4 separate regions of the Mus musculus genome follow, and regions 2, 3 and 4 are each linked to region 1. Evidence: chromatin loops called from intact Hi-C (ENCODE). Cell type or tissue: left cerebral cortex. All regions are shown on one strand.

Region 1 (8,000 bases):
TCTCCAGGAAACATGAAGGATGTTGAGTTGCAAGAAAAAGAATGAGTACCTTGGATAGGGCTTAAAACTGGGTTTTCTGTTTGCTATATGTCTTTGAGCCTCAGGTTTCCTGTTTGTAGAAGTACTGTTGCATCCATCTCAGGGGGCTGTAGACTACTGTGTAATACACATGAGCCACAGTTCTCATACGACACCATTCCTGTCAAAACGGATGCCATGCACAGACTCGGAGCCTGACCTTCTCTCATACTAGGAATGAGCACAGCCTCTAAAACACCTGGCCTCTGAGGAACTGGACACATGACAGAAAACACACAGCAAGGAGAAGGCAAGTGTTGATGGTTTGCTTAACTGACAGCCAGGTTAATGGCTCTGAGATCTTCCTAGGTCCATATGCTGGGCATTTCATAACTGTTTATACTCAGACAAGAGTCCAGCACAGCCTGGCTTTCCGATATTCAAGGCTGCGTGGAGTTTAAGATGACAGAGACTGGGTAGGTAGATCACGGAGCATAGATATTTCTCACCGAACATTTAAAGGAAATACGAACTTGACCAGCCTGACCGCCTATACAAACTCTATATTAAAAAAATCATGAACCTGAGGTATTGTGAATTCCTATAGCATTTAAAATGTGCTTTTTTACCTGGACCACAGCTGAACAGTGTAGGTGTTAGCATCTGTCCTGACTGGTTGGTCTCTAAGCCAAGGTCTGCAACAACCAGTCAGCCACTGAGTTCTATTTCTCTCTCTCTCTCTCTCTCTCTCTCTCTCTCTCTCTCTCTCTCTCTGTATATATATATATTTAACACTGTATTTATTTATTTATTTGGTTGGTTGGTAAAATATATTTTTCTCTTTCTTATTAGATATTTTCTTTATTTACATTTCAAATGCTATCCCGAAAGTTCCCTATACCCTCCCCACCCTGCTCCACTACCCACCCACTCCCACTTCTTGGCCCTGGCATTCCCCTGTACTGGGGCATATAAAGTTTGCAAGACCAAGGGGCCTCTCTTCCCAGTGATGGCTGACTAGGCGTCCACCTTGGACCAGACTTGGGTCCTCGAGGCCCATAAAACATGTAGACGATCTTCCAGGCCCACACTTCTGAGGTTCCAGGAGCAGGTGATCATTAATGCAAATTTATGGCACATTACAGAATCCAAAAGAAATGTAGCGTGGTTGAATTAAAACCATTAGCTCTTCACACTTGCTTTAATTATCCAAAAGATAAAGGAACGAAAACCAGGAAAGTTACGGATTTGGCAATACTGGTTTTTAGATAAGGTGTTGACTTCCACAATTCTTGACAAAAATCAAACATGCAAGAAAAAACTACTGAAGACAGGAGATTTATTTTGGCAAAAACGCACATTTCCGCTATTTAAAAACTTATATAAGCTTCAAAAGCAAACAGCTCTCAAAGCAGGTCTGAGTTCTCCTGTCAGTGCCAGTGTGTGGGTGGCAGAGCCCGCGCAAAGCCTGCTGTGTGTGCTGGGTGTTGCCCCCATGTGCAGTGGCATGGCAGGATAGTCTCTTTCCTAAGGGGAAAAATTCAAATGAAGAAAGCAAATAGCTAGAAGCACTATCGGTTCCTGTTTAAATCTGAAGTGAGAACAGCTAAACATAGTCTTATGAAAGAGGTATTTTTAGGAATGAATGGGCTAGTCAAACCATGAGCAGCAGGTTTCAAGCAGGCTGTTGCTCCATATTAGTAAAGAAATTCAGTTGTCTGCCAGAGTTCTTTGCTTGCCAAGAAAATACCTTCTCTGTAGTTGTTTTAAATTGCTCTTTATTCACCAAAGCTAAAAAATATTTCCTTCCCAACGTGCCCAGTGCTTTCGGCGTAGATATTAAGTGGCTGTTAGGACCTTTGAAATCTTTCTTATGTAGTTTTCTGTTTTTTCTTTCTTTTTTTTTTAAGGGCAGAAATATTTTGAAACTTCACTTAAAAATGTTATTAAAACAAACGGTCTAATAAAAACTGTAAAAAGAGATGCTTTATTTTTGTGTGTTAGCAGTCAGATCACTTCATTTCTATTTTGCTTTATTAAATAAAAAGTGCTATCTCCTCTGGCATTTATTTTTCTGACCCCAAGATTAAGAGAACTTGGTCGTAGGAAAAGAGCATTTCTTGCCACAGTGCTTAGCTTCCACTTTAATGATAAGAAAACTGTTTTCTGAGATCTGTTGTAGGCTGAAAATACTTCAGAAAATCTGTGTACAATTTTAATATCAGTAAAATAAGAAAACCCTCAGATAACTGCATTTGGGATTAATTTTTAATAACCGTATGCCTATTAAGTTGCTCTCTGAATCTTGTTGGTGGGCAGAAACATTTTTACAGTAAATAAATCAGAAAATAAAAGCTTTTCGATGCCTCCCTTATTGTTGGAGCTTATCAGTGCAGCAATGACACACACTACCAATTGTCTTTGAGTGTGTGCCTTTGAACCATGCCTCCAAGGCCAGTGGCCGAGATGACCAGGTTTAATTTCCTACTTAACAACATCTGCCGTTCTTATAGCTGATTTCTCCTTGTCTCTGCAGTAGTGAATTGTCTCAGCAAACAGTCTTTGTGATTGATTGCCACCAGCCTGATGATCCCTGGAGTGGTCCCACTGGATCCACCGAGTGACATGCACATGGCGATCACTACCATTCACTCACTCACTCACTCACTCAACAAATTACTGGAAATTTCCCAAAATACCTATCACAGTCTAGAGTTTGTTCTGGGTTCTAAGGATCACAACAGAGACCATTTCAACCATGGTTCTGACAACATATCTATAGGGACACAGCTAGCTACCGTACACACTTTTAAAAGTATCTCTTTGGTGTCTTAAGTCCCAGGGAATGTTTAGGAAGATCTTCATATCTGTTTCTCCCTTAACATTTGACCCAGCCTGGCTTCATCGTCTTCATCGGAACCACAGAGATAACAATGTCACTCTTATTGTGCTATTGTGAGGACTCAATGGGCTTTGCTGTTATACGGTATGCCATGAAGATTACTCCTAAAGGGAGGCCATACTTACTGCCGATCATTCACTGTCTACTCTGCACTTACATGCTGCTCTCTGTGGTGAGCATTTGAAGACATGGTGGCTGGTTATCTGTAATTCTGTTACCATTTCTTAGAGACGTGGATGATCACTAGGCCTAAAGCAATAGGTGTTAGCTCATGGATTCGGCTTCTGACTCTGACAAGTCCCCTACAGTTCTGTGCGGATTCCCCACTAAGTGCACAAAATGAAAAGAAATAGCTTGTGGAACAATGACAATGATCCAGGAATTGTTTGAGAAATGAAGGGGTGATAGAAAGACTCTTCCTGCCCTACAGGCTTTCTAGAATCACAGATGGGCCCATGCAGGGCCAGTGAGAGAGAGAGAGAGAGAGAGAGAGAGAGAGAGAGAGAGAATCTACCATCTTAGTGATAGCCGTGGTGGGTCGACTCCTCAACTCCTCACATAGTTTCAGTGTACTGTTTGGCCTCCGTTTCTTTGTGTGAAGTTCAGGAAGGCATTGGAGAGCCTCCTAAGTTGGCATGAGGGATGTATAAGTAAGGAATGTCAGCACTAGATGTTCTTTCTAGATGTGCTAAATCAAGGGAGTGAGTGTTTTCAGTCTTTTTAGTGGGCAATTCTTCCCAGTAGTTCTATGAGAAGACACAAAACAATTTTCCCACCGAAGAGATAGAAGCTCAGAGTCTTCTAGTTCCTTACCCCCGCCAAATCCAAACTCAGACTCTTTGGAAGCCTCCACTGGCTTTCTTCCTACATCTTCCTGTGACAGTGACTTGGATGCCATTCATTCCACACTAAGGAATATGCGCCACCATATTACCGTGATAGGATGTTGTCTTGTCTCTAAAGCCATCACTAGCACGGCTGGTTTTCAGGTAAATTTGGCTGAAGAGCCTCTCTTCTCTGGCCATGAGTCACCTTTTTATTTACATCCTTATCCCCAGTTGGATCAGCATCTTCTTATCTCTCCTTCTCACCATAAGCCACATGGGACCTACTTGTCAGAAGCCGGGGTAGCTTGTCCTTTTAACTGTATCGCTGAGGGGGGAGAGGCTCACAACTGCAAATGTGTTCCTCACACTGCCCCATTTGAACCTGAGCCTTTGCACAGCCGCACAGTCTGTTGCTGGCAATTTTGGTGAAGTGGAGTTTGTAATTAAATTCCTCCTTGGCTTCTGTAGTTTCTTTCCTATTCAAGCTACGTGCTTCAAGTGCCTATTATGCTTCACAGAGCAACTGTAAAATGGGAATTAAGACATTTAGGGCTGAATGGCAATACTGAAAGAAATACCAACACGTATTCCCAGGCTGTTTCTACATGAAACAGTCTTTGATAAGCAGCCCTTTCCAAGGTTCCGTGTATATTGGAAAACAAACACCCACAGAGCCAGCTTATACCTGTTGTAATTATCCCCCCATCTGCTTTCTCTGAGATCATAAAAATAAGATTATTCCACTAAAGGCATATAATACTTAGAAACAATTAGGAAAAGTTAATGAAAAGAATAATGAAAAGGCTGTTGAGTAACAGTATATTAAGTGCGACCTGTGTTTGGGGTGAAGATCACTCCATAAGAATAATTTAGACTGATGTTGGCATGAATCTTCATTCTCCTGTAGTCTCATCTAGCTGCCAAGATGCTTTCCCTCTGTAGGATTGTAAAAGGAAGCACATTTTGTTTCCCACCAGATTCAACCGTGCCTCACATTACCATATTTAGACTTTCACGTTCCAGTAATACAGCGGGGAAACACTCTTAGAGACATGTCTCGTTTTCTGCAAATTATGTAAGTGTCTCCTTCGCCGGCGTTCGTAGCTGCCTGCCCACCCCTCCCAAACTTGCTAACTGCATTTTGAAATACTCCCCTTTAAACTTTAAACTTTTCTGTCTAGACATTTTCATTTAAAACCCCAGAGAATGTCTGTGTGTTGGAGAAGGTATTCTGCAAACCCCACCTGAATTCTAGATGGCTTCCTGCCAGCAAGTTTCCCAAGAGTAGAGAATATTCTTCAGTGTCCGTGTACACGCAGAGAGCATATAAAAGCTTCCTTTTCTTTCAGGTTGTTTCCCTCCCTCTGGGGTGTTCTCAACTCTTGGGAAACAAGTGGTCTACATGGTTCAGACACCAAGGATGAAGCATGCTTTTCTGGCCTCGTTCTAGTGCGTCTGTCATTATAACGAAGGACAAACAAAGTCTCATGAAAAGGCAGTCCTCTCTCTCAGGAAAGCCTGTTTTTCGAATGAGGCCCTCAGTATGAAAAAAAAATTCTTGTAAGGTTTCTTCATGCTATGGCATAACTACTGCAAAATAATAAAACTGTTTCAACGCATGAGAAATACACTAGGAACACTTCAATATCACAAAGTTGTGGCAAAACAGTGTCACAGAAACTTCATTAGTTTTCAAAACCAGCATCATCTAGCAGAGGATGGAACTGCTAGACACCCAGAGGTTTGAATCATGAGTGCAGCCGCTGCCTAGAGGAACGGAAGCAGCCCTGTTAGGACCCTGTCCCCTTTTGCTTTCTATTAACCTTGGCCCATGGAACACTTGAGATTACGGTCATATAATCACTTAGTATTTTTTCCCATCGGCTCTATGCCGCCCGCGGTACATCCCTAGGTCTTTCTCTTTCAGCCATGCTTTAATGGTGTGTCTTGGGTTCTTATCATTGGCTGTTGAGAGTTTGGGAGTCAAATGATGTATGCCAAGTCTAGTTAGAGCCATTACTTGCTGGTAGCATCCCACAGGGGTCTGTCACCCACTACCTTGGTGACTGACCATGCTCAAGGCTGGCAGTATTTTCACCATCTTGGGTTCTGGAATTACATGGGTAAATGTAGATGACAGGGGATGGGTATGCAGCCTGAGTGAATATAAACATTTGTCTGAAAAGCTACCACAGTCTCAGGGTTGCATTGCTACTGCTGCAGGACCTAGCCCTTCTAGAACGAAGAAAACTTTAAGCCAAAGAAGACCACATTACAGGTGCGGACAAAACTTTTGCTACCACAGTGATGACTTTGTTGAGTTAACTTAGGTTCCCCAGGGGATCAAACCATAACTTTGTATAATTTATTTCAAATCCTGGTCCTGGAATATATGTCCTAAAGAGGAGATCATGACCTGAGCTTTAGAGTCACCCAAAGATCCACTTGATCTAAAGCAGGTAAAAGTGTGTTTTGGCCAATTCCTTTATTGCATTATTTTTCTTTCTTGTGAGGGATTAATGCATACTAAATTTTGTTTTGTTTTGTTTCAGACATGTTTTTACATCATAGTACAAGCTGGTTTTGAATTTGTAGCAATCTGCCTGTCTCAGCTTCCAGAATGTTTGTGTTTTAGGCATAACTCACTATCTGGTCCTAAGATTTTTTTCTTGTTGTTTCAAAACCATAGATTACAGATATAGATATAGATATAGATATAGATATAGATATAGACATAGACATAGACATAGACATAGACATAGATACACACACACACATATATATATATATGTATGTACATATATATATATATATATATATATATACACACACATACACACACACACACACACACATATCACATGTGCATATGTGTGCATTACATGCAAACTTTACTGGTATATGTCTGTGTGCTCACACAGAGGCCAGAGGAGGAGGTAGAAAATCCTGCCTCATCCCTCAGTGCTTTATTAGCCTGAGAAAATCTCTTTCCCTGAAGCCAAAACCAGGGTGCCTGGCAGTAAGCCCATGCTGGCCGTCCTCCTGTCTCTGCACTCCACAGTGATGGGGTTGCAGGCTAGCCACCATGACTGACTTACATGCAGGGGCTATGCATCCTAACTCAGGTCCTCAAGAATTACTTTTACCCAAAGCGCCATAACCCCAGTCCCACAAAACTGACTTCCTTTTACAAGACCAAGGTTCATGCACTAACTTTCTGTTTGGAGAAGCTTGCTTAGCGTGGCAGCAGTTCATGTAACTGACCATGCGGATGTAAACACCCACAAGATAACACAGTGAGCAATGTTTCGTGAGGCACAAAGCATCGCTCTCCTTTCACGATTACCATCTGTAGAGGAGACATGTAGATAATTCCACAGCTTCTGGATGACGGACTTTGGATTCAGGGAAGTATTTGTGACATGATTAGAACTATTCATGTGTGGTGAATCCATGTTCCTGGATTCCCCATCTGTGTCATCTTCTGTCTTCTTGGAAGCTGGAGAAAAGCCAGCATCATGAGCTCTCAAGCAAATCTGTGGGTGTTGGAGTCAGGGAAGTTGTAATGATGTAGGCTCACTGTAGCTTTTTAGTGCTCTCTGCAAGATGGAAAGTACCACCATCACTAACTTAGTCCTTGTTCACTTGTAGAATAGAGGCAATATCCATAAAAAGGGGCTAAATTCCAAAAGTTTCCTGGTGTAGGTGAGACACAGTTGTACAGTGTGATGATATGTGTGTGCATGTCTGTCTTTCTACACTAGAATGTGACCTCAGTAACTGGAAAAAGATGCTTACAAAGGAGCCCCAAAGACTTCATCTTGTCCCATATTTTCCATATTCACTTCAGAATCTGACTCTCACTAAGTACAAATTACTTATGTATATGAACTTGCTCTAAGCTAAATCAATTTAAGTAAATATTTGATGAGTTTGCTTTAATGTGTGCTCCCTTGTTTCTTTCATAATGATTGTGAGCATCTAATGATGGTGAGCATCTAATGATGGTGAGCATCTAATGATGGTGAGCATCTAATGATGGTGAGCATCTAATGATGGTGAGCATCTAATGATGGTGAGCATCTAATGATGGTGAGCATCTAATGATGGTGAGCATCTAATGATGGTGAGCATCTAATGATGGTGAGCATCTCTTGGCTGTTTCAGCAGAACTGCAGGAAAGAGTTGGTGTTCAGTCTGAGTGGTGGTGGTGGCTAGTGAGCCAGATATCTAGGGAGACAGGATCTCTCACT
Region 2 (8,000 bases), 130 kb before region 1:
TATTATTTTTTTGATTAAAAAGAAAAGACAGCAAATGATCACATTTTATGTTTGTACCTAATGTTCTAATTATGCCTTGTTGCCTGTGATCTCATGTTCCAGGCAATAATGTAAAAAGAGTGCCATATGTCCTTGAGAAAACACACAATTGGACCTTGAGCTAATACCAATTAACTTCAACAGTCGAGAGAAAAGGGACATCATTTAGTCCCCAGAAATTCACACAAAATCAAAGGGCCGCTTTGCCTAGTAGCCTCTTAATTACGACATCATTTGCTTTTGACGAGTGAAAATTATGAACCACTTCAAGGAGTGATTTTCTTATTGAATTGTCAAATTTTAAAGAAGAGCTCCTATGCGCCAAAGGTTCTAGAAGATTCACAATTTAAGACTTGTCTAGACTCCTTTTAAATCCTTACTGTGACACACACTGGTGTCTGGCTGGACCTCTTCTCTCCTCTCATTTTCTCTGAGCATTGTTATGGGTATCCTGGCCATAGACAGGGGCGAGTCCCTCTTCTTCTGCCTGACACTTACACTCGAGGCCCCATGGCTCTTGCTTTTCCTGCACATTCATGCTCCATGGTTGGTTTTTTTCTCTCCCAGGTGCACTCCCTTCTGATCTGTGTCTCATCCCTGCTCTGAGTGGCCTTTTTTTCTCTTCCTCTTTGCTCTGGACAACAGGTCTGTTCTTTGCTAGCTCTGGCCTTGCTCATTTTGTTGACATGATTTTGGCTGAGTAGACACAGACATCTCCAAGGAGCTGCCATGATCTGTGAATGGTGACAAGAGCGGATTGTAAATTAGGTTATTAGAGATGCGGTCTTCATCATGTCGGACAGTGTGATCTCAGGTGCAGTCTCACACAAAGAGAATGAATTCAATATTTTATCAGTTTTCTGAGGCACATGAATCAGGTTAGTATTTAAACCTGAGCTCTGCTCCCTCTGACATGGCTGTAATCATGGAATGGCAATCTGGGGAGGTTCTCCGTGGTTCAAAGAATGGGTTTCTCCATGTCCTACTGCAGTCAACGGGGTCATAGCTGTGGAGTGGCACTTTGAATAAGATCAATCTAGGGATTAATTAGGAAACTAATGATTTTGTCAATGTAGAAAAAGCTTGAAAGTTTTGAGCATCTAGTTTTGCTGAAAAATTTTCTTTGCCTACTAGTTCTTCCCCCGTGCAGCTCCTTCAGAGAGACTTTGGAGACATTCAGGAGATTGAAACAGAGGCCCAATTTCTACTTCTGCATGTGACAGACATAAAAATGATTCTGCTAAGCACACAACCTCCAGAAGTTACTTTTAAAATATTGAAATTTCATCTTCAGGAAATGAAACCCAGGATATCACATGCGTGTCTGCTAATTAAAAAGGAAGGGAGGTTGCGGGGAGATGGCTCAGCTGGCAAGCGCTTGCCTCCAAAGCAAGGCGGCCTGGGTTTGCCTCCCAGAATCCAAATGAGAATCCTAGCAGGTACAGTGGCACCCTTAACACGTCAGTGCCAGGGAGGTGGAGACAGGCAGACCCAGGTGTGTGCTGCTCAGTACATCTGTCTTAGGTGTCGAGTTCTAAGCCAGTTGGGACACTCCATGTCACAAGAGGAGCTTGACATTCTTGGGGTAACATCTTTAGTTACCCTCTATCCTCCACATGCACCAGCTCCATGTGCACCCACATACACATAAATGCACACACATGGTCGCCCTCTAGTCTCCATACATACACCTACACACACACACACACACATCCAGGAGTGGGAACCACAGCACTCCTGATATATAAGCTTTAGCTCACATATGAGGCTCTACAAAGCTGGGGAGAGGGGGATGAATTCACACAGACACACACAGACACACAGACACACACACACACAGACACACACACACACACAGACACACACACACACACACACACACACACACACACACACACACACACACACACCTGTGTAGAATATACAGTGCCCTGAGTGTTTCAAGTTCCTGAGCATGCATTAACAGACAAGTCATAGACCTGCCTTCAATCCACTGACTGCTCCATGGAGCACAAAGATCACCAGCAAATGGCCTCTGTGTTTAAGGCATGGGCCCTGTGAGGAGAAGACCTGACATATATTATAAAGGAAGAAGTGGGAGGGGTGGCAGGCAGTTGAACTGGATCTTGAGGGACCAGCCAGCGCCTGCTGGCAGAAGATCTGAAAAGATTTGTCTATGACGCGACCCTTGAGCTGAGAGAGTTCATAGATGTGAAGTGTCTCCTATATGCAAGAAAAACCATGGAGGTATGCATGCTTCTCTGTGACTTTGGCAAAGTTGCTTAATCTCACTCGGAACTGGTTTCCAAATGGAAGAGATTTCCTCCCTTCTGGAAACACGCCTCACTCAGGCATTTAAGAGTTTAGCAAGTGACTGTATTGTTAGGGTTCTTGAGATGGGAAGTTCTTAACAAGGAGACACATCACCTCAGGGACAGATGGCATAGGGTGACTCAACTGCACTCTTTCTTGGAAATCAAGCTTTTACCCCTGTGAGGTAAATTACCTGTTCCTGGGAGCCATCTGGTATCTTAAAGATCCAATTTACCCCATGGGGCACCAGCCAGGGTGCATCGTCTACGCCTCGTATGATTAGATCCACGAGACACCAGAGCACTTAACTTTCACCTTTACGTTATGAGCAGGCAAAGGGGCTAAAGATAGACTCCATGGGAACATTTTGTCTTCTACCAGGTACAGAGATGTAGGCAACCCATCTACAGCTCCAGCGTGAGAAAAACAACCCTGGAAACTGCATAAAGAACCATTCTAAGCGGGGAGTGTTCAGGCGTTCAAGATAGCGATGCTCACTAGAAGTATAAAGCGAACTACAGATGTCACACACATATGTGATTTATAAATTTCCAGCTCATGTAATGACAAAGTAAATTGAAGCTAATTTTAAGAACCTGTCTGGAGACAGGCATGTTGGTGTGTGCTTTTAACCCTGGCACTTGGAAAGGAGAGGCAGTGGGCTCTCTCTGAGTTTGAGGCTAGGTTGTTCTCATAGGGCCAGCAAGGGCTACATAGTGACACCCCGTCTGAAGAAAGATAGATGATAGATAATATACTTGATTTAAGCCAACATACCTGAGATGTCATGGGCTTTATCATAGAGCAATGGGACATGCTATGCTCTTTTTGGTACTAAGTCTTTGCAATCTGGCTTACATGATAAACTTACAGTCAATCTCAATTTAGTCTAAGACATCTCCACAAGAGGTTGGTGGCTGCCATATTGGATGGCCACAGCTCCCTGGGTCAGCTGTCCAGAGCGCGTTAGCAAATCACAGAATTAGAACCGGGCTGCAGTCGGTGCCGCATGCGATCCAGCCTCCTCCTTCCAGGATGGATGCTTTCCATTTACATAAATGGGAACATGTTGGATTCAGACTTGTGACATCTGTCACTATTTTGCCTACAGACAGGGTTTTTTTTTTTTTTTGGCTTACATTTATTTGTTTCTTATTGAAGTACAACCATCATCTAGTAAAGGTTCAATCATAGTTTGATGAACTTCCAGCAAGATGTTCCTGTGACGAGCCACCAAGCATATAAAAGTGTTCTTTAAAATAGATTTTTTAAGATGTATTTTATTTTTAATTCCCTGCCTCTGCCTGCCTCTCTCTCTCTCTCTCTCTCTCTCTCTCTCTCTCTCTCTCTCTGTGTGTGTGTGTGTGTGTGTGTGTGAGTGTGTGTATGTGTGTGTGTTTAGAGGTACCTGAAGAGGTTAGGAGGGGACAGCAGAAGCTCTAGAGCTGGAGTTAAAGGTGGCTGTGAGCTTCCTGACATCAACGGCAGGACTGTAAAAGCAACAAAGATTCGTAATTGCTAAGCCATCTCTCCAGACCCTGGGAGTTCTTATATAGGGAAATCTGGGGAAATCTGTTTAAGTTTTTGTTGTTGTTGTTGTTGTTCAATATTCTTTTTGCCTTACAGTTCCATGGAGGAGCAGGGTGTTATCAAGTCACTGTAGTTGGGGATCATAAGTACATTTTGGACCAAGTTTATTTACAAATTTAAAGTAAAACAAAACAAAACAAAACAACTGATTATAAGAGTTGTGCAAATCAGCTTGACAGCTCACCCTTTCCTCTCAAGACAAGAGAACTTCTCTTGCAGGCTGTTTAAAAATAAATAAATAAATAAATAAATAAAACAAACCCCACACTGGCAGTGGCCACCAGATGGCAGTGTTGTTCAACCTTTACCCCCCCCCCCCCCCCCACCTTGTCCCAGGGAATAAAACTGTAGATTGTTCAGCTGCGTATTAAACTGACAACCCTGTTATTTTAAACTTGAAACTGACAGGCTGTTATTTTAATGAGGTCTGCCAGAGCCAAGGTTAACCAAAGCTTTATTTCCTTACAAAATGTTAAGGCCACAGTTCTAAAAGGGGGCTGTGAAATTTTATGATATTGATACTTGCTCTGACTGAACAAGTTCTAAGATATTTTTGAGGAGGAAAGCTTCATGACGAATATAGACATGTGTTTATATGGAGAGCCGAATCCGGCATTACAGCCAGCTCACATTTCTCCCAACAGGTCTTTTTACTTTAAGTTATATTCTTGCAGAGAAGAGAAAAACAATTTTTTTTTTTTTTACAGCTATCCATTTTGGTCTATTTTGAAGCCCAAGTGTATATTTTTAGCACTTTGACTTTCTAACTTAATGAGTCAAAGGGAAATTTGCGGCTTATTTCAATTTCATTAATATTCCAAATGAAATCAAGGGTGGTATTTGATTATTTCTGTGAAAGAGGCTTAGAGCCAGAGTGGCAAAAGAAAGCTTGAAGGTTCTCGTATAATGGGCGCTTCTACAGTGGGTGATTGTTAATGGCACTATAATTTATTTCCTTTCCCTTGAAATGGCTTTTTAGGTTGATCAAGAAAGTATTTAAAATCAGTTGCTAACTGGGATACTATTAAAAACATTAGAAATCGCCTTTTCCCAAGTGATTTCGCTAACATTTTTAACACCATGTCTTTAAACCTGCTTCAAAAATAATTTTTAAATATTTTACCAATCTTCTTGTGTGGAATGATGAACGCATGTCCCACACACGCTATGTCCACTCCACATTTACAAAATTTCCTTGGAATGCATATGGCTGTCACAGATCCTTCCTGTTGACCTGCCGACTAGGTAATGCTACAAGCTCCTGCAGATGTTTGACTTCTAAATCGAGCCTCAGATAAATGAGTTTCATGTGTTGCCAATGTCAGTTGAATTCAACAAACACTTCCTGCAAATGTCCTAGGTAGGAGAAGCTGTGACTGGTATTTATAAAAACCTGGTTGTTCTTGGGGCCAACGGTATAATTTGCAGGACCAAAGGCAACAGTAAATGTGTGTGTTTGTTATTCAACACTGTTTAGAGTTTCAACATGCTGGAGCTGGCAAGATGGCCCAGCAGACACTGGCATTTGCTGCCGGATGACGTAGCCTGGGTTTGATCCCTGGAGCCACATAAAGTCGGAAGGCAAGAATTGACTCAACAGAGTTGTCGTCTGATCTCCACATGAATGTCTTAGCCTTTGCAGCAGTACATTCCTCATCAAACACCCATACCATCAAACACACACACACACACACACACACACACACACACACACACACACACACACACACCAGGCCTGAAAGCTCTCAAGGTGAAGCCTGTGTCCCTGTCCAGAGCTGTGTGCCCTTAGAGGCTGGCCGAGTTCAACTTCAGCACATTATGATCTTGCTGGGTCTCTCTGAGGTTCACAAGCAGGATCTGACATGGATGCTGCTGTCATGGAGATAACAGCACTGATGGTCAAATCCTGTCAGATCCCAGCAGGAATACATGTGACTGGCGATGTGCACAGATCTATGGTGACACTGGTTTAGTGTCACGTCAGTCAGCGTGCACTTGCTGTACGGCAGGCATCTTGTTGAGCTCTTCTTCGCTCATCTCTTCCCCAGAGGAACCATGAGGAATGTCATCAGCCAGCCTTGGCCCAGTGGTACACACATCGGAGTTTGGGTATCAGCAGGCATGGGTCTTAGGTGGACCCCAGCAGCAGGGCAGGGGCTACAGAGTACTGCTGCATTCCAGAGCCCTGGGGTCTTAAAAAGGACTGGAAACCACACTGCAGGTGAGGCGGGGGAGAGCCAGTGTTCCAGAAACCTATACACCCTCCCCCAAGTGATTAATCCAAGATCATTCTCTGTATTTTCCCCCACACGTAGTCTAGTAGTTCTCCAAACTAGTTAATTTGGACTTTTTATAATACCACGTGGATAGTTACTCATCACCTCTAACCTTATTCTTTGTTAGAAGGCTCCATACAAATGAAAGACCATGTGGCTTGAAGGCTAACAGACTATTCTTCCCTGGAGGTCCAAAAACAGGACGAACAAGTGCTATTTGCCCAGTTGCTCTTCTTGTTTGCACATCAATGGGTTATGATTGTACTTCAGTTCATCTGTTTTTCTCTATCATCTATCTATCTATCCGTCTATGTATCATCTATCTCCTTTCATCTTATCTCTTGTGTTCCTTCCATTTTCTATCCTTCTTAATTTTGATTTATTTGCTAATTTGAGATGGTCTCATACAGCCCAGGCTGGCCTCGAACTCACAGTAAGTACAGCTGAGACTGCCTTGAACTCTCGAGACTTCACCTTTCGGCTACCGAGCGCGTCATGCTTTGCTCAAGGTTGCTGTTTCTTCTTCTTTTTAAACTATTGTTATTAGCTCTTAAACATCAGCAACAATGATAATTTCTGTTTTCTCATTCTGCACTGAGAACATTGTAAATGCCTGCCAGGCCCTTGCTGTAGCATCCCAAGATGGAAGTTCTAAAAGCCCCTTCTTGCTTTAAGATGGAAAATGTGTTCCCCTTCTGGATTTTTAATTCATAAAGCAGCACAGACCAACTCCTCCCTGGGGCTTCCATGACAAAAGGCAAAAGCCCTCCCTTTGGGTTGGAGGGGGAGGCTGGAAACTCAGCTCCACATATTTAATGGACTGCATCTAACGGAATCGCATTAGAGTCCTCTCCTGGAGACGATTTCTCTTATGAAATGGAAAGTAGTAAAGAAAACAAAAGTTTCACCACCTTGCCGCAGGAACCTGCAGGGACCGACGGAGCTCTGCGTTTCCCTACAACACTGTACTTGGGAATAAGGTTGAGGAGCCAGGCAAAAAAATCTGATCCGGCCAAATCCTAAGCACTTGGAGAAATCACCTTTTCATTGCAGATAAGTGTAAAAACAGTATTTTAAGCACCCTGGAATCCTACAGATAAAGTGCCAGTGGCTTGCTGCTAATAGATTTGGTCGCTAAGCAATGGTGCTTTGAGAATAACCATCACTCCTCCACTACAAAACCTCAGCACAAGGGGCACGGAGTGTAAATAATTAGAGTCATGGTTGCGTCTTCTTAGCCTCGATCTTGAGTTGTTTATCTGGTCCTTTTGGAAGAGTCCTGAGTTACTCCTGATAGTCAGGGGAGTACAGGACAGGAACGAGTAAGCTTAGTGAGTGAGAGTGGAGTGCAAACCTTGTGGGCAGGGACAGGCTCTAACCATGAGAGCCTAGAGAGTCCCCAATCTGATGACTGTATCTTGGAAGAAAAGGAAAGCTAACTTTTAAAGAGAGTTTTCATTTTCTTACCTTTTTTAAAAATTATTTTCTATATGGCAAACTGTCATTATCTTTAGTCTAAATCATTGTCATTGAAACAGAGCTACCTGTATTTGTAGCTTGAAGGGAAAACTCTCCATTTGTCATGGAAAGGCTTGGGAAGGCTTGGTTTCTGATTTTTCATGCATTAAAAAGCCGTGGAAATTCCAAAGTGGTCTTTAGTTTTTAAAAACAAACACTTATTTTTTTTTTTTTTGATCAAATGGCTAGGACATGTTAGGCAAGAGCCTGTAATCTTAGTCCTTGAGGACTGAGTATTTGTGGCTAGCCTGGGTTATATAGGAA
Region 3 (8,000 bases), 110 kb before region 1:
GAATTTATAATAAACTGCATGGTTCTGGGTGGTGAAGAAGAGGACTCAAAGCTAACCCTGGAGGTTTTCCTTGGGTGAGTTGGCCTCTAGGAAGCTTGCTCTTCTCACAGGTCTCAGTCAGACACCGTGAGGCTGTTCCACTCTCTTCACCACGTTGTCAGGCAGGCACACGTACTCGTTGGTCATACAGGCATCTGTTGGAATGCATTGATCCGTTGTCTGGACACTGTACAGTGCTCACTAGAGGTAATTAGGGGCTTGGTTTATCCCATGATGAATTTGGAGTTCCAACTGGGCATCAAGTAGCTGGGACTCTAGGTGTGAGACGCAAGGCTCTGACATGAGGACTGCGTAGTGACTGGTTTCAAGAAGAGAAATTTCTAACTGAGGTTTCAGGCTGTGCACACTAAGGAGCAGCTAAAGACGAGATTAGCACAAGCCAGATGCCAGATGGGTGGTCCAGAAACTGTGCCACAGGGACTGGCAGGAGGAGTATTTTTGATATACAAATGACATTCTAGACTGTGTGAAGGGATAGGTACTAAAACTGGGTTTGCAAGAATGAATGTCCAGATGTTAGGAAGAGAAGGTGGGAAAGGAAGTGCCAGTTAGAGAAAGACAGGAACCAGAGGAGATGGGCAGGGATACAGGTGTGGTTTTGAGATTCTCTCCACTCAAGGGAGCCAGAAGCCTACAGCCTAGGAGCATGTCAGCGATGTAAAAGCTGCACTGCGAGATCTCTATGTAAGAGTATTGTGGAGAGAGAGCAGCTGAAGGTCTTGGGAGCCCAGGATGTTCCCTGTGGTGCAGGTAAATACAGCCAAGTCCTAAGACACTTCTAAGTTAAAGAATCCCTCTCAAACAAACTGAGGTAGAAGTAAAAGCTCTATTACACTTCTAATTCTAGGCTGTTTGATGCCAGGGCTGCATTCTTGCTGGAACTTGGTAGTGCCTGGCATTGCATGAATGGCTGGACAGAACCAGGCTGCCTAGCAAGTAATGGAAGATGGATGAGATACGTCACCGTGGCTACCATAACCCTGGCCTCTCACAAATTGGATATCTTCTCTTTGGTGAACAACCGAACCCAACTAATGTGCCTCTGTAGGTTTTCTCCAAACCACCCTCTACTTGGTTGCTCTATGAGGAGGGAGTTTGATCAAACTTTACTAAAAAAAATCTCCACTTGAGCATATATAGTTTGGCTACATATTTATGCTTTGTTCTATGTGTTGTGCTACTTTTCAGTCACTTCTGAGTGCACAGACAGTAAGAGAAAGCAAAGAAAAACAAGAACAATCTGCCCCACTCATCTCCCCAAACCACTCTTAAACTTGCATTGAATTATGCTAGGTCTATTTGTGCCCATGGGAACCGATTAGCCATGATGTTTAGCCGGGTAGCTTCTGAAATGAAGGATGCTGGCCAAAACTCACCTGTCCAGCATGACAAGATCAACTTCACTGATTGCATGATATCTAAAGGTTATATTTGAAAAGAGTTTTAGGACAACTGTTCCATTTCTGCATACACATCTGGACGTGTTGGCCTTTAACCTCTTACTTTTTATCCATCTAATTTATACCATTAAAAGCAGCAGAACTCCCCAGAGGCAACCACCTGTGGGAAGAAGGGATGAAGACCACATACTGTGCTCAACACAGCTCAGAGAGCAAGGTTTGGGTTCTGTGCTAACCGTGTCTCTGAAATGTTCAAATCTGACACCATCTCCAAGTCATTCAGGCTCACATCCAACAAGCAGGATGAAGTAGAAGCAAATGAGCTTTTGAAAAGGAAAAGTAGGGAAGTTCGGCTTACTGTGTTTCTCTTGATTCAGTTCTGTTACGCTCAGGCCACAGATGAAGACGTGTGTGAGACCGAGAACCCAGGGACAGTGCTCACAGCCCTTTCCTCAATGTTTGGTTATGTTTACCCATTTTCTTACTCACTGTCAAACTGAGCTGGCTTCCTTTGTGTTTTCAGTTGTTTATTTTTAACCATCAGTTGGTTAGTCGAAGAATACCACGATGTATGTGAAGATGGCCGACAGTGGTTGGCTTTCTCCCGTCTGCCATATGGGTGCCAGGGATCTGACTCAGGCCGTGCAGATGACAACGCTTCACAACACTGAGCCACATGGGCAGCGCCCTTCTCTATCCCTCCCTAACACTCTTCATGCGCCCCTTCCTCTCTACCTGAGCTTCTCTCCTCCACCAGCGTTTGACATCTTCGTTGGGATTTTCCTTGTTAGGAAGGAGGACGTCAGAAAGCAGTAGAGAGATGATTAAGGACTAGCTGTTCTGTCCTGAGTTCAATTCCCAGCAACCGCGTGGTGGCTCGCAACCGTCTGTAATGGGAGCTGATGCCCTCTTCTGGTGTGTCTGAAGACAGCTGCTATAGTGTACTCATATACGCAAAATAAATAAATTAATTTTTTAAAAAAGGATTAGCAGCTCTGTTTGCTCCAACAGTTTTCACCTTGGCAAAAGCCTGTTGTGGGCTGAAGTGTGTTCTCTAGAGACATGTGGAAGCCCTCATTTCTAGGACTGCACTATGCATCTTTATCGGGAGACAAGGTCTTTTACAGATGTAATTATTCTAGAAGGGGTCCTACTCTAGTCAAGTGCGCTTTTATTTTTGGCAATTCTGTAATTTTTAAATTGCAGCACATGAGACATCTCTTTGTCTCTGTACTCAGATTTTTTTTTTAAAAACTATCTTTAATTTTTTTTAAAGTAAACCCCCTCAGGGTCTGCTCTTTGACAATTCCTCCTTCCATTCCTCCTCCCTCATCTCAGAGATGTCTACACCCCCGAACCCCACCCAGCCAGGCCTCCCCACTCCCTGAGGCCTCAAGTCTCTGGAGGGTTAGATGCATACCACTTGAGCACTGTTTTTAGAAGATACCAAGATAGCTGCAGATGTAGCTCAGTGCTAGAATGCTTCCCTAGCTTGGCCCGGGCCTTCGGTTCAATCTGAAGTACCACATTTAAAAACAAAAAGAGACATAGATCAGATACCCAGATGGGGACAGGGAGTAACCTATGACTGTGTGGACCAACCAATGCATGGCCATGGCTCGTCAAGAAAAGCCCAACGTTGCCAGCAAAGCTAGATGGGAGAAGGTATGAGACACAGAGAAAGATGAGTTCAGACGACACGCTCATTTCAAAATGCTAGCCTTCAGATCAGGGAGGCAGCCACTTGGTTTGCTCAGCTTTGTTAAAACATCCGTAGGAAACCCAAGAACTCCTTAGTAAAATATATGAAAATGACAAACAACCCTGTGTCCTAAGCAGGCAGGAGCCAACCGCCATATGTAAATGTTGCGAAGACCACTGGATAGCCAGCCGTCTGCAGCAACGCCTCATGGTCTCCAGAGACCCTGTCTGTCTAAGCTCCAGAAAACGTGGATGCAGATGTTTTTCATTAAGCACATAGATGGCACTATGTCCCTTCTTGTGAAGGACAGTCTCTTTACAATGGGCACTCTCTTTCACAGTGCAGAGCTGGGAGCCCCACAGAACAGTGGGCGAACAGGATGTTCTCTGCTATGCACCAGTAACATTTTGGTAAATTGAATCATATTTTACGTACTGAGAGGGAGCTTGCTATTTAAATTAAATTCTTTTGCAAAGCAAGTACTGCTTCCTTCCCGAACCTTCAAAATAGAATTTTTCTTAAAAAAAAAAAAAATCTCCGTTTTCTTACAGTAGAGAACACAGCCATACAACAAATACCATTAGGAAAAAATAATGTCAGTACACGGTGTTAGGTTAAGAAAGATGAAAAAGATTGGCCGGCAGGTTTTTTCTAGGATGTTACAAGTTGGTACATTTGGAATGATTTTACAAAGAGCTTTTCACTAGCAGATTCTAAATTTAGAAACTAGGTGAATTTTATTATCTCTTTCAAATGTCTGAGGTTCTATAAATATGTTTGCTTCCTATAAATGTAATAACTTTAGTACCAACTTAAGAATATTTAATTTTTGAATCCCAACCTGGTTTGACTGCTAGGATCTCATATTTTCCCCAAAAAAGGAAATTCCTTGGAATGTTCTGAGAGCTTGAGATAAAATAGGAATCGATTTTGTTTGAAAGTGAGGAACACAGGCAGGGAAATGTCTTAGCTCATGGATTGATTTCAGAATTTGTGGAAGAAGAACATAGACCATTGTGCTTCTATGATAGAGTCTTTGCGATGTGTACTTGTTTTGAAGGGTGGAGGGTAGTGGCTGGCCTTGAACTCACAGTTTTCCAGCTTGAATTGCTGGGTTGTTAGGATTGCTTGTGAGCGAATACCAGAGAGCTGTCTCGTCATCTTAATCCACGTGGAGACAGTCTTGCATATTGGTGATAAGGCGTGAGGACAAAGAAAAGGGTAAATGGCCGTTGGCTTTGTCAATGACCAAAGCTGAAAATAATACACGTGCTCTGTTGTACTTGGCTGCAGACGTCCTGGGAGGGAACTCGTCAGATGCACATACAACCTTGACTCACGGTAGCCAGCGGTGAAGTCCATGACGACAGTATCTGTGTTATGAAGCTTCGGGGTGCTTGATAGCATCAGTGAGCATAGCACATTGTAAATGACAAGATTCTGGGAAAAGGAACTACAGAAAGGTTTGCCTGACAGCCAGGCCTTGTCATGAAGAGCCTTGTTGCACTTTGGGCTTATCCAGGACTCTGCTCCCCTCTTAGGACAGACCTGCCCCTCAAAATTCACTCTCATCAAGACCGGAATCTTCACATTTCCTATTAAAATGTTTCTTTAAGTTTCTAAAGAGGAGAGCACATGGAGAGTCAGCTTAGTGGCTCTGTTTCAACGAGGGTCGTTGAAGGTGAGCCACAGACCCACACTCAATACAGCAAGAGAAACACCATCTTCATGAAATCTTTAAAATATTTCAAAATAAACGCAAACAATCTGTGCTGGAAAAAATCTACATTTTAAGTAATGATGGGATCAATAGTGTTGATTTTTAAACACAAAAACCCTCCTTTTTTGCCTCAGGGTCTGTTTTAGTCCTGGGTTCACAAGGGGTTGCTTCCAGAACACTATCAATAGACATCAGCCGTGTATTTAAAACTTCCTTAACTCTAGTCTGGAGATGAAAACTTCTCAGTGAAGAGAACTGAATGTTTTATTTACAAACGAGCTCCCAGAATTCAGTCGTTGACTTACTTCTCAGCAGCCATGTCTCTCACCTGGGTTGCGTCTCGGGCCCCTGGTACTCAGGAGACCCCTTCACAGGTCATCAAACCTCATCCTTACTTTTTATTTTCCTTATTTCACGCTCTTCAACTTTCATTTCCCTGTTTCCAGATTCGGTGGTGGAGGGTACTGACAGACGTAGCGATCAGCGAGAGCCCACGAGATGTGTCCCTTCACATCTCCCCGTGCGTGCATTAGCCCACTTAGTAAGCTAAACAACTTCGTGCTGGTTTGGAGCCAAAGGAGGGGTCAGCTCCATGAAGAGAGGCCATGTCCTCTGTGCAGAGGCTGGGGTCACAAGCTTTCATTAGAGACAGCTGTGAGGGAGACCACATAGCTGGTGTCGCTTATGAAATGCAGGCTTTCCTGGCAAATGGGAAGCCATTTATAGTTCATGGCTTCTCCTGGTGGGTTAAATACCGTAAATCCTTATGAGTAATGCCAGAGCCATAGAATCAATAAAATCCAAAATGACCTTCACTGGGCCTGCCCTCTAAGTAGACGATCCCTGAGTGACAGACACCTCTTTGCCACACGGGGGAAACGTAATCCGGAGGAAATGACAGTGATCCGCTCTGTGTTGCTCCATTCTTTTTCTTCCCCACTTTTAATCAGTTCTGGCAGGACAGGAGATTTTTCAGACGTGGTTTCAAGTTTAATTTCTAAAACCCGCAGACTTCAGAGTGACATTGGCCACCCAATGAATGTTACAATCCCTCAAATCGTCTCTGGGAGAATGGCAGGCAAAAATCAGCTGCACATGAAGACAGCTGCACCTCACAGTGCCGAGCCAGGAACTGATGGCGCGTCCAGAAGTGAGGCTCATTTTGCTAAGATGCAGGAGGCGGCTTCAAAAACAGCACCACGCTGGGGCTCAACTTACTTTGTTCACGTGCAAATGTGTTCTCATGGGTGCAGGTACGTGTGTGTATGTGCGTGAGTGTCTGTGTCTGTGATGTGTGTGTATGTGTGTGTGTGTCTGTGTTTGAGTGACTGTGTGTGTGTATCTGTGGGTATGTGTCTGTGTGTGAGTGTGTTTGTGTGAGTGTGTGTATGTGTGTGTCTGTGTGTGTGAGTGTGTGTGTCTGTATGTGTGTGAGTGTGTGTCTGTGAGTGTGTATGTGTGTGTGTGTGAGTGCACGAGCACGTTTTGAGACACAGTCTCTCACTGGCCTGAGATATGCCAGCTAACTTCTGCTACAGTGCCCTAGGAAGCCACCTGTCTCTACCTCCCCAGTGCTAGGATTACAAGTGTGTGTCACCATGACTAGCTTTTTAGGTCATCTCAGTAGTGAGCACAGATCTTCATGCGTGTTAAGCAAGTACTGTCTCACAGGAGACATCCTCCCAGTCCCACACTGGTGACTTAGGCTTATCAGATACGCAATCTTCCAAGGCACTGGGTGCATGCTCTCCAGTTGAGGTGGAAGCCAGTTTAGCTCCTTGTGGATTCCAAGGCAGGGGCTCTGTCATCCTGCTTTCCAGTCAAGTTGTGTTTGGCAAATCCTTGGCATCCCTTTTGATGTGTGGCTGTATCCTTACATCTCTGTTCCTATCCTCACCCACTGCTCTTTTGTATCTCCTCTGGGTGTCTAGGTCTGGATTTGCTTGTTCCTACTGGCAAACTAGTCATTGAGCTTAGAGTCTAGGCTGCTCCAGTGTGACCTCATCTTAGTACAGTTATGTTGCCCAAGAGGAGTTCAGCTAAGGTGTCAATCATAGGTCATGGGGTTTAAGACTTCGGAATATCTTTCTGGAATGGTAATGACAAACTTAAACCCTTAACAGTCTCATGTTAAATAACAAAAGTATGTACTCTTAGCTACTGGAATGAAATACATACAAGTTCTTGAGTGTGTTCTCTCATGCTTTAGATCAATCTATCTAAGGTTTAAGTGAGAAACATCACCTGAGGTATTCATTGAAAAACGAAGACTGATTCAGAACATCTGTAATGAGGCACTATAAAAAGTCATGGTTGGGTTGAACTGTTATTTGGCTGATACATAAAGACTCACATACTGAGATGTGTTCATAGATGTGGATATATATCATAGCATATATATGCCGTTGGTTATGTTTAAGATGAATGTAATTTTATGACCTTCAAAAAAAAAAAGACATGCAAACTGAGCGGGATGCAGGAGTCATCCATTGCATGGACTAAGCATGGGTAGCACACATGAGAAAGGAGAGTCAGAAGTTCAAGGTCATCTTCAACTACATAGGGAGTTCAAGGCCCAGGCTACATAGGATCCTGCCACACAACATGATGCAGCACAGCACAGCACAGCACAGCACAGCACAGCACAGCACAGCACAGCACAGCACAGCACAGCACAGCACATCACAGCACAGCACAGCACAGCATAGCACAGCACATCACAGCACAACACAACACAACACTATCAAACGAAGAATCCCAGGGAGCTACGCCTTCCAATACGCAGATGCAAATCACAGGTGTAGAACTATCTCACCTTAGCCCCGAAGCTTCCCTTTGGGTTTTTATTCTTAAATTTCTAATTCTTTGGTAGTGGAGAGATAGACCTAATTTGCTGGTATCCAAGAAGTTGGGCAGATAAAAAGCAGCCTACATGCTTCAGGTGGATTATCTTCAGCACGGAGTGAATACATCACAATTAGGCTTCTTCACACTACAGCTCATCTCTCTTTTCCCCCAGCTGCCAATGGCCAACTCTTCCCATTCCAGACACCCAAACACCTATGGGTAGATGTAGACACCGAGATCTAGAAGACTGACACTGTCTTTTATGTCTTTC
Region 4 (8,000 bases), 78 kb before region 1:
TTTAAACTGGAATTACAATATTCACCACACTCCCAGCTTAAGGGTACAGGTCCTTTGAAGGACTGGTATTGTCAGGAAATAGCTTTCTGAGAGCCACATTACATAATGTTTTAGTTAGTGTAACAGCCAAGGTAACATAGAATTTCTGTCCTCAGACCAACACCGGCCACTTTCAGATAAAACAATAGCCAGTACTCCCTCCCACAATGTTCAAACAAACCAACCAAATGAAAACAATGCACCTAGTACGTTCAAAATAGGAACAACAATGAAACATATTGCGGGAAAACGGTTTATTCCATAAACTAATTTAAGCCCCTAAATTCTATGTTCCTGCTAATGGAAAAATTAGCTCCTTGGGCCTGAGAGTCCATGTTTGTTTTAATTATTATTTTATTAATAATTCTCCAGCACAAGAAGAAAAGGCCAAGATAGCCCATTGAGATGAGCTAGTTTTTCAGGCAGACAATAGTCTGAATATTGAAATAGAACTTAAATCAGTCACCAAATGAGGTAGTGTTCTACAAAGATTGGACTGAAAACCTTGCCATAGGGAAAGACTACCCAAACAGGTTTGAATCGTAAATACCAAATGGGGAGGAAACAGGGCAACAAGTGGTCAACTCATCCCAGATAAAGGGGCACGGGAATGGGGGATGGCATTTCTCAGGAACGTTCCAGACAAATGGGGTGAACAAAAGAATGAGCCCAGCGCTTACACTGTGCTGCATGGTCCTCCACACAGTCCTCTGGGAAGCAAGAGGAAGACAGATTCAAAAGAAAAACAGAAAGAGATTATTTTATACATCATAGCACAGCATAGGCACAAAGCGTAGATGCATCAGTTGGCTGACATTCCATCTACCCCGCCCACATTCTTAGTGACTCAGAGACATACAGTGACATCCAGAAGGTGAGATACTTACTGGAGTTGATTTGGATTAAACCATCACAAGGTGGTGAGTTAACTTCCAGGTCTTTTTTTTAAGGTTGACTTTTATATAAACCACATTCCTCTAAGGGCTGTAATTTAGAGTTCAGATTTGCCCTAATGAAAAAGCTGCTGTAAGTAATGGACAGTCCCTGCCTCAGTGTGTTCGGGAGCAAGAGCATTGTGCTCTGATTTCCTGAGCCCTTCTTCTAATTGCCTTTCAGCAGGATAATGTCCAACACCTCTGCGTGCTCAGACCTGGGAACTCCGGTGACATTGTGATGATTTAGTTTTGTACCTGATATTTCCATCGAGTGGGAGCTGTCTAGACTCCTAGCCTGACATCAAAGCATTTAAGACAATCCGCAGAGGATAAATTTAGGAAAAGGAGAAGAGAACGAATCGCTTTAAGAGTGCCAATAATGACCCCCGGCCCACTTAACTTGAAACCTTTAGCAGCCTGTGGGGACAGGGGAGCTGCTGGGTTGAGCTATGGCCCTGAGACCAGTCTGTCAGCGGGATCAGCTGAGGGCCTTGGCAGCAGCTGCAATGACATGCGGCTGTTGGCAGTGAGGACTCTGATATTTCCCCCAAAGTCAGCTCTCTATCAGTGGCTGGATTTACACAAATACAATCATTTGGTTTTGGAAAACAAAGCATGACTCAAGGGTAGCATGCTTGAAGGCTGCTGGTTACTGTCAAGAGCATTTTAGGCCCACACAACTTTCGAAGAACAAATAGAACCGTTTCTGAAAGATATGGGAATTTATAAGTCCTTAACGAGGGGACCGAGCTTTTTTTTTTTTTTTTTTTTTTAAGATACCATATTCTTTCCAATTCTCCTCTGCGAATTTTAGCATCAACTTGGGGCTTGGGACTTTAAGTTCTAAAACAAACCCCTTAATTACCAGCGCACATAAAAACACAGTTTTATAATAACCGACATAAGAACATTTACCAACAGATTCCAGAGTCAATACCACAGGCACTAATTTAAAAGGTGCCCAGAAGCCATCCCTCCCTCCCAAGAGCCAGCATCAGAATGAAGTTATTTTCATTCTGGTGAGCAGGGCGAGGTAAGTGGTGGGTTCTATTGATGTTGGCTGTTAAAACATTTTCCTCTGCTGAAACAGAAATATTTCCCAATTATCCTCTTTTTTCTGGGACACACACTTCTTATGAATATTCAGGAACCATCTTTGCAGGGCCAAGCTAAGACAGGAGTAGTTATCTCAAGATTTGTTTATAAATAGCGGAGATGGGCTATCACAGAGAACAGACCCATCTGGATAACTCACAGGGTTGCCCCTGGAACAGGCCCATAAAAGACCACCCCTGATGGCTGAGCCTCTGTGTAAAAGGCAGGCACAGCTTAAAGGGAAAAGGCCTTGGGGAGGCCAGAGGCTGCAGAGCAAGCTGTGTAGGGAGCTTCGGGCTCAGCGTCTACGTCTTTGGAATAACTTCGGTGGAACATCTTTTGATGTGGGAATGTTTGATTTTAGGAGTGAAGGAGAGAAACCAACTGGAAGGAGGCTGGCTCTGATTTACAAATGGCTGGTTCTCAAATTTGAAAAGAAATCAGAATTTTATAACAGATAGTGTGAATTGAGACTGCAGTTCTCATGGGCACAGCCTGAAGTCATACCTAGTAGGGAGTCGGTAGCTTTGCTGGTGGAAAGCATTGTGCAGTCAGGTCAGCTCCTGGGTTGGTACCAGGGCTCTGGGGCTGGCAATAGTACTGTGTGAAGCAGTGGGATTTTGTTTCCCATTTTATTTTCCACATTTAAGGGTATGTGTCCATTTCTCCTAGGGGATGCTTCTCTGTTACAAAGGAAAACTATTAGGTGACTATCATAGATATCAATATGGTATCCAAATGTAATGCAGTTTTATCAAGTATCTAAGATGCTCTTGTTCTTTAAAAGGCTCTATTCGTTTATACCTTAGTGAGAAAGAGGTTTACTCTTGTGAAAGTTTTGAGCTGTGTAACACAATACTGTGCTTTGTGGGAACAATTTTGTACATGAGAGATTCATCTCACATCGTATCCCAGAAACCTTGAAGGGCCTAGCCTCCTTGAACGGTGGCTTTCACACTACTAAAGTGAAATTAAATCTATGCTTCCCAAATGTTTCTGCATAGAGAATGCAGAGTACTTTGTGAAGTTAGAAGATTAACAGGGCACTCTGAAGAAAACTAACATTCTTGAGAAAGGTTCACCGAATTGTTTGGCAGAGTAAAATTGTTTCCTTAAAAGAAAATTAGTAACTAATTTATTTATTTTTCTTGGAAACGTGATAGAGGGCAGCAGTGAGTAAGGAAAGACAGGTCAAAGCAAGTCACAAATATGGCTTCTTTTCTAAAACCTGGGCTGAAGAGGGGTTTCATTTGCTAATAAAGGGCAATAAATTCAAGGCATAATTTAGCAGCTAATGAGAAGTCCCCTTTCACTTTGACACTTAATGGTCAGACCTTTATGCTGTTAAATACATTTGATGTTTTTCTTTTATAGAGAGAAAAGCTGAGATGTACTTACAGGAAGGCCAAACACAACCAATTTAATCTTCTGAGTTCTACACAACAGAAGGGGTATTAACTAAAACTATAAAGCCATTCCTAACAGTGACTAATAAAAGGACTTCACCAACCACAGCCCTCGAGATTGAGTTTATATGACACAATCAGATGTGGTTCAAATGCTGTATGGCCTGAAAGGTTTTATCTGTTAATTTTACATCAGGATAATTGGCAAAGCAACACTCTCAGCACTAACAACAACGAGGGTATATAAATTGTTTATAGCATTATGAAGTGAAGGTATTGAGTTGGAAATGATCAGGCTATATTTCTTTGAAATTAGGAGCTCTTGATTTTTATGTCATTTAAAAAAAACTTTAAAATTATATTTATTATGCATATAGTAGCCATCACCAGATAAATTTTTCTGACATAAAAATCACCCAGTCCCTGACACATTTAAATAGCCCCAAGTTCCCAACTTTTAGTAGACATCTAGGAAACAACACAAAACATCAATATTAATTTGGGACTTCCTAAAAGAGACTTTCCAAATAGAAAACTTAGCCTCTGAGAAATGGTAAGAAAATGACAGGATGTCATAATCACACAAGCAACCGTTTAAAGAAAAGGATGAAGCAGGCGAATCAGAAATGTGCTTCTGTTAATCAGGCATGGGGGGCGGGCAGCAATCGGGCTTTCAAAGTCATATTTTGAAGAAATATGAAGTTGGAATTTTAGGCAATGCACTAGTAGATTAATAGTTTTAAGAGTTCTTATATACCAAATCCACGATCTAAAAGAAAAAAAAAAGAATCTTTTACTGCTCACACCATTCTAACAGAAACCAGGAGCAGACACTGGACAATAGCCTTTTCAGCCTTTAGGAAGCCCGTAGCCCGGCCCTTACAGAGCAAAAGACCTGGGTGGCAGAGAGGGCCTCCTTGGTCCTCACAGGCAGCAATTGGAGCACTCACCAGCCGGTCCAAGCTCGTGCCCGCTGCAGTTGTGGGTCTTTCCTCAGGGTTGTAGGGCCGAAAACGGGTGTTAAAATTTTCTGGAGCTGAGCGAGCAGATCTGAGAGCGGGAGCAGGTTTGGGCTGGCCACAGCCCTGAAAGACCTGGGAAGATCAGAGCAAGGGTCAAAATCAAGCCTAGATTAAACCCACAATCAAAAAGAGAATAATACAGCACTCTTCGCATTTTGTTTGAAATTCTTACTTCCAAAATCTCTGCCTCCTACTTTTTTGAATGTAAAGCTATCAACACCAATAGGAAGTCATTGTCACACGAATATAAGGAGTGGCTATGTGCATGCCCTACTCACAGTTTACCACGGTCATCATTACCCACAGATTTTATATTTGCAAATCTGTCTTCTTACTGAAAACTTATTGATACACCCCAAATCAATATTCATAATACAATGTGGCAAAACTCAAACACACAAACAAACACACAAATAAACAAACAAGCTAAGAGCTCCATGTGCATGTTGGCAGGAAACAGTGACCAAAGGCTCTCTGCACTCTAGCCTCTATGTTATAGCATAAAGAATAACCCTCCTTGTGGTCTACTTAACCCATGTTCTCAAACTGTGATTTCACTGTATAAATGGGTCCCTGGCATAGACAGGGCTTACGCACAGTTTATCACCACCAGGAAGGAAGTGATGTGTCTCCTAGGGATAACACACATTTAACACACACTTCATTCAACTCTGAGTTTGGTCTCTTGAGTTCAATGTTCATCAAGTACACAGATCTTAAATAAGATTTCTTGAATTGAGACAAATTAGAACATGCTTCCAGACCACATTCTATCCGGCAGCCTCTAACCCCATGTTTCCCTTAGGAGTTAGGATTCAGATATGCATGGCCATATCGAGAATAACTTATACCAATATCAGGAATTGGCTATTGAACATGGGAATTATAATAGATTCTTCATTCTATAATAGATTTCAGGATTAAGCCAGTTATGTCACAGACTCTTTCCTATACTTGAATTTGGGATTCAATAAACTACCATTTTGGATCCATATTATCTAACATGAAAACTGTATTTCATAAGCATACCAAGGTCAAATGGCTTGAAGGGCTCTCTCTTGAAAAGGAACCCCTTCACGGGAAGAACTTTCTGAAAATATTCTCCTGAGCAATGGTGCAGAAATAAGACAAGCAAATTTGGGTGAAATCCACACACTGGTATTTTCTTCTAATTTGGTTGTTGACAGCTGTTTGTGTCACCATTGTGGTTGCTGTGGGAAATCACACAGCTTATTGTAATGAATTTAGGGACTGAGCTGCCAATCTGTCTCCACAGTGATTCCACTCAGGTTGGTGTGGGAGCACTTCCTTCTCTGTTTCTAGATGTTTTCTCTTCTGTGCCAGTTATCATGAGATAATACCTTTCCTAGACTCTCAGGAAATTGTGCAGCTCTTCTTGGTTGTCAACTTGACTACGTTTGAAATTGAGTAAAACCCTCTAGGCTGAGTGTACCTGTGAGGGATCTTTGAGGGGGGGCAATTAAATAATTTGAATTAATAAGACTCACTTTTGACTGGGTCTTTGGAATAAGGAAGAGAATTCTAGGGCATGGTTTACTAATGGCTCTGCATGTGATACAGGCACTACTCAAAAACAGCCAGTCACAGCGTTACAACTCCTCTCTGGGGCAACCTTGAAAAACAAAAGTCAAGGAAAATCTTCACAGTGGACAGCAACTGGGGCAGAGTACATGACCATATGTTTTGTTTGGAAGGAGAGATGCCCAGATGGGCAATTGTTCACTTACTCTGGGCCAATGGATTGGCTGAATAGTAAAGGACTGGGAAAGGGCAAGATTGGAAAATTGGTGAGAAAGACATCTGGGAAAGAAGTATGTGTGGATGGATCTCTCCAAATGGGTAAAGGGTTTGGAGATTCTGGTGTCTCATGTAAATGTTCAAAAGGTGACTTCAATGGAGAAGCTCAACAACCAAGTAGATAAGATGATACATTTTGTGGACAGTCAGCCTCTTTCCCAACCAAATCTGTTGTTGCCCAAATGGGCACATAAACAAGGTAGTTGGGGTGGCCTGTGGGGGTGATGCCTTGGCTTGACAGCATGGGCTTCCTCTCACCGAGGCTAGCCTGGCTGCAGCTGCTGCTGAGCACCAGATATGCCAAGAGCAGAGACAAACACTGAGTCCCAGATATGGCACCATCCCATCAGGGTGACTAGCTAGTGACTTTGTGGACCACACTGGACCACTTCCTCTGTGGATAAGACAACGCTTGTCCCAGGTATGGATTTGCCTTTTCTGCACATAGTGCTTCTGCTAAAACTACCATCCAGGAGCTTACAGAATACCTTATTCACCATTAAATTGTTCTACACAGTGTTGCCTCTGACCAAGGAGCTCACTTTACAGTTAGCAAAGTGTGAAAGTGGGCCCACAATTTAAAAATCCAGTAGTCTTACCATGTTCTCAACAATTCTGATTCAGCTGGCCTGATAGAAAAATGGAATGGCCTTTTGAAGGCCCAGTTACAGCGCCAATGAGGTGGCAGCAATGTGGAGGCCTGGGGCAGGGTTCTCCAGAAGAGAGACTATGCTTTAGATCAGCATCCAATATGTGGTATAGTTTCCCCCATAGCCAGGATCCATGGGTTCAGGATTCAAGGAGTAGAAAAGAGAGTAGTTTCATTCGCTATCGCCCCTAGTGACCAACTGAATAGCTTTTGCTTCCTGTTCCTTGAGCCTTTTCCTGGCCTAGAAGTTTTGTTCAAGACTGTGTGTGTCAGGGTGGATGCTTCTGCCTAGAGACACACCAAAGTTCCACTGAACTAGAAGCTCAGACCTCTCCCGGCTGCTTTGGGATTCTGATGCCCTTAACTGACAGGCTAAGAAAGTAATAAGAGTGCTAAGAGGGGTGATTGATCCAAATTACAAAAGGGGGAATTGGATTGGCTCTCCACAATGGAGGTAGAATGATTATGTCTGGGTGCAGGAGGTCCTTTAGGGTGTCTCTTGGTACTACCGTGTCCTGTGATTAAAGACATTGGAAATCTACAACAACCTAATCCAGGCAGAGTAACAAACAGTACAGATCCCTCAGGAATGAAGGCATGGGTCACTTTTCTAGGCAAAGAGGCAAGCCCTGCTGAGGTGCATGCTGAGGGTGGAGGAAATACAGAATGGGTAGTAGAGGAAGGTAGTTATAAATACCAGCTAAGGCTGTGTGATCAGTTGCAGACAAAATCATTATAATCAATGTTGAGTGTTTCTGTTATATTTTGTTAAGAATGTGCTTGTATAGATATTTGTGTTTTCTCCATTCTGTTTGTTATATAATATAATATCAATTAAGAGAATACTATTCATTATCACATTTAAGTTTGAGGTACTGAAAGAATGACTTTTAAGGGATATTGCCACCTATTCTAAAATTTATGTGTTTGAGGTTATACAAGGGCAGTTATATCATGATCAGTGTAATTATGACCTCTTTAAAGATATGACTTATTTGTAATTGCATGTGGATTAGTTTTATCATGTTAGATGAAA

What was found. Peaks named below come from ENCODE experiments on the same cell type or tissue, not always from the same donor. Only the 100,000 strongest peaks of a DNase experiment are listed, where the experiment ranks them.
Region 2: a loop joins it to region 1, with 2.1 times the contacts of the local background. A loop is called at or near these places in 2 of 42 quality-filtered maps.
Region 3: a loop joins it to region 1, with 2.7 times the contacts of the local background. A loop is called at or near these places in 2 of 42 quality-filtered maps.
Region 4: a loop joins it to region 1, with 2.1 times the contacts of the local background. A loop is called at or near these places in 2 of 42 quality-filtered maps.

The regions. Positions count from the first base shown.
Region 1 is chr14:117,807,286-117,815,285 of GRCm38, reverse strand. The region is part of intron 4 of Gpc6 (glypican 6); the gene reads right to left. Among named protein-coding and RNA genes, the nearest start is that of Gm52111, 29 kb to the right of the region's middle. In left cerebral cortex, no CTCF peak of the experiment used is centred here; DNase peaks (open chromatin) are centred at 3,809, 4,197, 4,778, 7,350 and 1 more place; H3K27ac peaks cover 220 bases.
Region 2 is chr14:117,935,088-117,943,087 of GRCm38, reverse strand. All of the region lies in intron 6 of Gpc6 (glypican 6), which reads right to left. Among named protein-coding and RNA genes, the nearest start is that of Mir6239, 15 kb to the left of the region's middle. In left cerebral cortex, a CTCF peak has its summit at 4,200 (motif pointing right); DNase peaks (open chromatin) are centred at 3,408 and 4,320.
Region 3 is chr14:117,919,340-117,927,339 of GRCm38, reverse strand. The region is part of intron 6 of Gpc6 (glypican 6); the gene reads right to left. Among named protein-coding and RNA genes, the nearest start is that of Gm52110, 14 kb to the right of the region's middle. In left cerebral cortex, CTCF peaks have their summits at 3,441 and 5,736; DNase peaks (open chromatin) are centred at 415, 3,490, 4,235 and 5,988; H3K27ac peaks cover 317 bases.
Region 4 is chr14:117,885,091-117,893,090 of GRCm38, reverse strand. It overlaps Gpc6 (glypican 6), which reads right to left. Exons shown (of 9, transcript NM_011821.3): 6 at 4,426-4,569. Gm52110 (a long non-coding RNA gene) reads left to right here. Exons shown (of 3, transcript XR_003951109.1): 3 at 1-96. Among named protein-coding and RNA genes, the nearest start is that of Gm52110, 21 kb to the left of the region's middle. In left cerebral cortex, a CTCF peak has its summit at 3,230; DNase peaks (open chromatin) are centred at 865, 1,418, 2,122 and 2,315; H3K27ac peaks cover 1,607 bases.